Regions from separate parts of the Homo sapiens genome. Here region 1 is linked to region 2. A link is a contact called in ENCODE Hi-C or POLR2A ChIA-PET data. All regions are on one chromosome and are shown on one strand. Each heading gives the region's core, a stretch centred on a gene start or an enhancer-like site at or near the end of the contact. The rest is flanking DNA. Distances are from core to core; before and after follow the strand shown. Region 1 holds the start of PGLYRP4 (peptidoglycan recognition protein 4). Region 2 holds the start of LORICRIN (loricrin cornified envelope precursor protein).

The links. Hi-C counts contacts between places; a loop is a spot of excess contacts on that map. ChIA-PET counts read pairs that join two places held with the same protein, here RNA polymerase II (POLR2A). Pooled maps may share reads with other maps.
Region 1: a map with no recorded cell type shows a loop between it and region 2 (4-fold over the local background). The contact joins the promoter of PGLYRP4 here to the promoter of LORICRIN in region 2. A Hi-C loop is called at or near these places in 1 of 168 maps with a recorded cell type or tissue (GM12878), 7 of 37 single-sample maps with no recorded cell type and 5 of 50 pooled maps. POLR2A ChIA-PET finds 5 or more read pairs at or near these places in 1 of 52 experiments (GM12878).

The regions. Positions count from the first base shown.
Region 1 is chr1:153,347,317-153,350,150 of GRCh38, reverse strand. It overlaps PGLYRP4 (peptidoglycan recognition protein 4), which reads left to right and starts at 1,310. Exons shown (of 9, transcript NM_020393.4): 1 at 1,310-1,623; 2 at 2,173-2,267. The coding sequence starts at 2,219.
Region 2 is chr1:153,258,335-153,261,063 of GRCh38, reverse strand. It overlaps LORICRIN (loricrin cornified envelope precursor protein), which reads right to left and starts at 1,377. Exons shown (of 2, transcript NM_000427.3): 1 at 1,331-1,377; 2 at 1-137. The coding sequence starts at 114.

The sequences.
Region 1 (2,834 bases), core at 61-2,560, 89 kb before region 2:
CTCTGGCAGCGTGGAGTGAGATGGGGCTGGGGGCCAGATAATTTAGGACTTAGGAGGTCCTCTCGGGATTCTGAGTTCACAGAATCAGAGAGGGACAACCCACACTGCTCTCTTCCTCCCTCCCGATGCCCTCGTCCCGGACAGCCCTCAGTCTGTTAGTCCTCAAGAATCTGTTGGTCTCTGGATGGGGCAGAGAATCTGTTGGTCCCCTTTGGCAGCCACCACCCAATCTCTTCTTGGGCTTCCCCTCCCCAAGCCGCTCCAAAAAGGGGAACCGAGTCTCCTCAAGTCCTTGGTGCCCCGGATGCAAGCCCAGAAACCTTCTCATTTTGAGAACTGTTCTACTTATTTAGGATGGGCGGCCAGCAAAAGGCATGGAGAAACAGCATGTTGCCAGGCTGGGGAAACTACCAGGGTCCCTACAGTGCTGGTCCCAGGCTGCAGTTCTTGGTCTCCTTCATCTCTGTCTCTGGCTCTGCCCCACATTCACCCTCACCCCAGGACAGAGCTCAGCAGCCCCTGCTCATCACACAGCTCCAGCCTGGGTCTGGGTGCATGACTGGGATGAATGCCAGGTAGACCTGGCGCATGCTCAATGGGCCCCATCCAGAGAGCGCTCCTGGGGAGCCCAGTCTGAGAGTGGGACTGCAGCTCACTGAGAGCAACTGTTCTGGATTCAGGGCACTTCCTAAGTGTCTAGGGAGGCTGCCCCACCCTCCGGGACATGAGAGGCTCTGCAGGTCCCCGTGGAGACTGCATCCTACTGCGTTCTTGGAAAGTGTCATGCAGAGTTTCCTCTGTGAAGACTCAAGGGCTGTAAGTCCAGGTTGCAGAATGTGGAATGAGATTAGGTGACAACTGGAACATGGCGAGGAGCTGGAGATTCTTGGTTTGTGGGAGGCTTTCTGTGGTAGGTGGCAGCTTGATGCCGACGGTGGGGAGTGGCAGGCGGGAGGATGATGGGCAGACATGTAAGCTATTGGGGCAGAATTAGGCATCGTGAGCTGTTTCCTGAGATTGTACCTCCCAGTTTCTCTCTGTCCATCCTGACCCTGCTCATGACCCTGGTAAAAGGTGGTGTTGGTGAGTGACTTCAATCCACAGTCTTCAGGCTCCTGGAGCAGAACTTCACAGGCAGGAAGTTTCTAGATGTTGCAGACACAACCCTCAGGCCCTGCAGGCTTTCCCAGGTTGGGGCTGAGGACGAGCTCTCGGGAGTGTTGGGCAATCTTGCCCTTTCCCAGGGAGGAGCTACCTGGGCTTATTCACAGGGCGGGTCCCCAGGTGCTCTCAGCCTGAGTCTGGTCCCACTTGCATTTCTCCAGGTGCTGTGAAAGGAGCTGGCTCAGAGCCTTGCCCTCTGTCTTCCCTTCTCCCCATCTTTTGTTAGGGATCCTGGGCTCTCTTCTCTCTGGGAAGCTAGAGCCCGAGTGCTCCATTCCCAGGGAGGGAGTGCCCTCTAGGGCTAGGGAGAGTGAAGGCTGGAGGAGAAGGCGCCAGTTGGTGAAGAAGGGCAGGGCCTGGAGGCCAAGTCTGGAAGGGAAGGAGCTGCTGGCCAATCAGGGGCAAGCTGACTGCACCCTGACCTGCTGGGCTGGGACAGCACAGGACCCACAGATATCTGTGAGTTGAGTATGTGTTTCTTCTTCAGAAGCCCTCTTCCAGCAAAGGGACTGGAATCCACCAGAAAGAGTGTTAAGGATTGGATTTCCTCTGCCCTAGAACTAGGAACCCCTCCTACTCCTATATCTCCCTCATCTGGCATATTCCCAGCTGGGAAGGGATTCTCTGCATAAGACCCATCCATATGAGTCTGGATTTCTCGGTTGTACCATTCTTGGATCTTACTTCCTTTGTCTGTAAAAATGGGGGTTAACAGTCTTACATGACAGGATTAGTGTGAGGACTAATTAAATAAGACTGCATGTGCAAGTGTGTACACAGCCTTGCACGCCGTGGGCACGTGATGAAATTGAGTTCCTCGGGTAATAATAGGACAGGGATGCTGAGCACCTGCTGTATGCTGGGGGCCCTGAGAAGACTGAAGCAGGTGCTGGCCCTCAGGAGGCCACAGGATGGTAGAGGAGGCAGATGGCACCCACTGCAGTCAGGGTTTGGGATGCTCTGCAGATTGAGAATGGTCATGTTAACAACTGTCAGCGTCTCTCTCAGGCTGCCATCCACACTCTCCAGATTGGTGTCCTGGGACCACGTGGGGATGCTGCCGTGGCTTCTTGTCTTCTCTGCTCTGGGTATCCAGGCCTGGGGTAAGTTTTCTTTCCCTGGGCCAAAAAGCAACCGAGAAGGGTGATCCTAAAGTCTCATAATAGGAATTAAAAAATACCTACTGTCCATCTGAGCCTGAGGAGTTCAAGGCTGCAGTGAGCCGAGATCCCACCACTGCACTCCAGCCTGAGTGACAGAGGAAGAACTTGTCTCAAAAACAAACAAACAACAACAAAAAAAACTACTCTCTCTTGGCCAGGGGTGGTGGCTTATGCTTGTAATCCCAGCACTTTGGGAGGCCTAGGTGGGCAGATCACGAGGTTAAGAGATCGAGACCATCCTGGCCAACATGGTGAAACCACGTCTCTACTAAAAATACAAAAATTAGCTGGGTGTGGTGGCACATGCCTCTAGTTCCAGCTACTCAGGAGGGAGGCTGAGGTAGGAGAATTGCTTGAAGCCAGGAGATGGAGGTTGTAGTGAGATGAGATCGTGCCACTGCACTCCAACCTGGGTGACAGAGCGAGAACTTGTCTCAAAAAACAAACAAACCAACAAACAAACAAAAACAAACCCATTCTCTCTTGGCCGGGCGCAGTTGCTCACGC
Region 2 (2,729 bases), core at 128-2,627:
GCCGAAGAAGCCGCAGCCACCACCGCCGCTGCCGCCGCCACCGCCACCGCCGCCAGAGGTCTTCACGCAGTCCACTGGGGGCTGAGGGGTGGGCTGCTTTTTCTGATAAGACATCTTGTCTGAGAAGGAAGGAGAGCCTGGAAGGGGAGAAGAGAGCATCGCTGGACCAGCTGCAAGAGGATACTTACGGAGGCAGCTGCATCCATAGGCAACATCGCCATCCTCCCAGGGCTCCTTCAGGTGCCCGGAGAGCCCTCAGCGGGGTTTCTTATGATTGCTGCTTTTGGAAAAGTTGAGTTCCTCATTCCCCTGCAGAAAGCCTTCATTATGCTTTAAACAGCCCAGTTAGCAGTGCCCATTCTTTCTCCCAGCTCTGCCTCTGACCACTGTTGTGTGATTTGAGGGCAGATCACCCACACGCCCGCCTCTTTCTCATTTCCTGTTAAATGAAAGGGTTTGAACACTTCATCTTTCAGGCCTCTTCCAATCTCAACACTGATTCTCTGAGTGCAAATAGAAAACTACCACAAACCTCTACCTAGGATAGGAGATTTTACCCATTCCCAGCACAACAGAGAGAGGTTTGTCGGACTTCATTCTATTGAGGGCTGTTGCACTCCATCCTCTGCAGAAGCTCTTAGTTCAAACTCTTGGTCTGTCCCACTGAGCTAGGCCATGAACCAAGGGCTAGTCACTAGAAAAGACAGGCTCTGCTGTGGCCCTGCCTGGAAACAGGGGAAGGACCCTGGTGGTCCTTTGGACCAACATCCCCGACCAGAAGCTATTAGCCATCTCTTCCATGATTTTCTCAAGTCCAAGTTTGGTAGAAGGGACTTTGACTAGTAGGAAGTTGTATTTCCCTCTCAGAACTTCTAACTCTGTAAAACAGCAATTGGATTTCTGTGGCACCTGAAATCCCTCCCATCTGCAACTTTTTTGGATCATTCTCCCTACTCTCTTGAGAGTGGCTCAGCCTCTCCTCCTGACAGGTTCACAAGGTCTGCTCAGCCTGTGCACAGGCTGCCTTGGACAGCCTCTGCAGAGTCCTTCTGTGCCCGGCACCATGCCTGCCCCTATGCGGGTGCCAGAGAGGCAGGAGATAGTCTTGTCTTTGTGGAGTTTACATTCTGGCCAGAAGACCAGAAACACCATCTGCATGGCAGCAGCTCATCCCCTGCTCCTTTCCTGACCGCCCTCTAAATGTGAGTGCTTTTGGGAAGGCAGAGGTCCTATAGCTCCCAAAGGGGAAAGAGGCCCTGGTCCATCTAATCTAGTCAGGCCTGGGCAAGACCAGCTGGGAAAATGAGAGAGTCAGTAGAACCACACTTACCCAAAGCACCAGGAAGGGTGAGTGAGGAGAGAAGATGCTGGCAATGTGAGGAGCACTGATCTCCTGAGGTTATATATAGAGCTCTCCCTGACTCATTGATCCAGGCCAGCTTCTTGTGTTTGGCCTCAGTTACGTGACCCGTGGCTGTCGGCCCCACCTCCCTGTGATTGCAGGCACAGGATGGCCCATTCATGAAGGTTTTGGCATTCTTGAGATGGGCAGCCTGGTGTGTGACTGGCCCCTTCTCTGATGCAACAGTGTGGCAGGCTCATCAGTGGGGTCACCCAGTCAGAGTGGATGGCAGACATTGTTTCCAAAACCTCTGGCACAGGATGCATACCAGGTGACCACAGGGCTGTGCTTGAGGAATAGGTCCCAGAGTCTTGAGGTGCCCTAAGAGAGTCAAACTGAAGATCTCAGTGCTTTATCCAAGGAGTAGGACCTTCTAAATCCTACTGTTTGACTTCTGGTCCTGCTACTCTAAAAATCCTCAAAACTTTAGAACCCGTTACTCCTTTGCAAAAGTTTATCTCCCAGGATTTCATGTGTGTTTTGCTGGGGTGTTTCTGTCCTGCCCACTGGAGGCATGAGTCCCCAGCACCCAGCTCTGGACTGCACACCATAGACAGTGCTGTAACTAATGTGACGTGGGAAGCTACTTTGATTCATCCCCAGAGACAGCAGGCATTTGAGACAGTCTGAGAAGGGTAATCAATACTGACTTTCCTTGCAGCAGAGCAAACTAAAGAGATGGACCATGTGATCCCACAAAGGCTCTTTGGCTCTGTTGTCCTGTGGTGTTGTGTGGCAAAACACTGACCTTAGCCTGAGGGGCAGTCATTGAATGGGATAGACTTGAGATTAGGTGACAGATTGGGTGCTCCCTTTGCTACTTGCCAGCTGTGTCACCTTGGGCAGAGTCATAGCTCTTAGTGCAGTACCTGCACATGGGAGGCACTCAGTAAGTACTTATTGACTGTGGAATGATCAAGCTTTTTGACCCTCAGTTACCTTGTCTATCAAATAAAAATAGTAGTACCTATTTCACAGGCATGTGAAGGGAGAATAGTTATGTTAAGTGTAGAAGGTGATGCTGTCTTTTTTGTTGTTTTCTCATATAACAGCACATCCTTACTTCCAACCTGGCCTTCCCTTGGATACCAAGGCCAGAAAGGAGTCCATGGAGGGATTGGGCAAGTCCAATTCTTCTCCTAGGAGAATAACTCAAAACTTTCTTGTTGACTCTGGACCAGTAGCATCACCTCTGCGCATGCAGAACAGGATGCTGCTTCTTTCATAACCGGAAGTCAATTGGTATTGTTTAAGATACCACAGTCAAACTTTGTTCTGCCCAGTTATGTTTTGAAATGACAGCTCCAATAATAAATTCTTAATTATA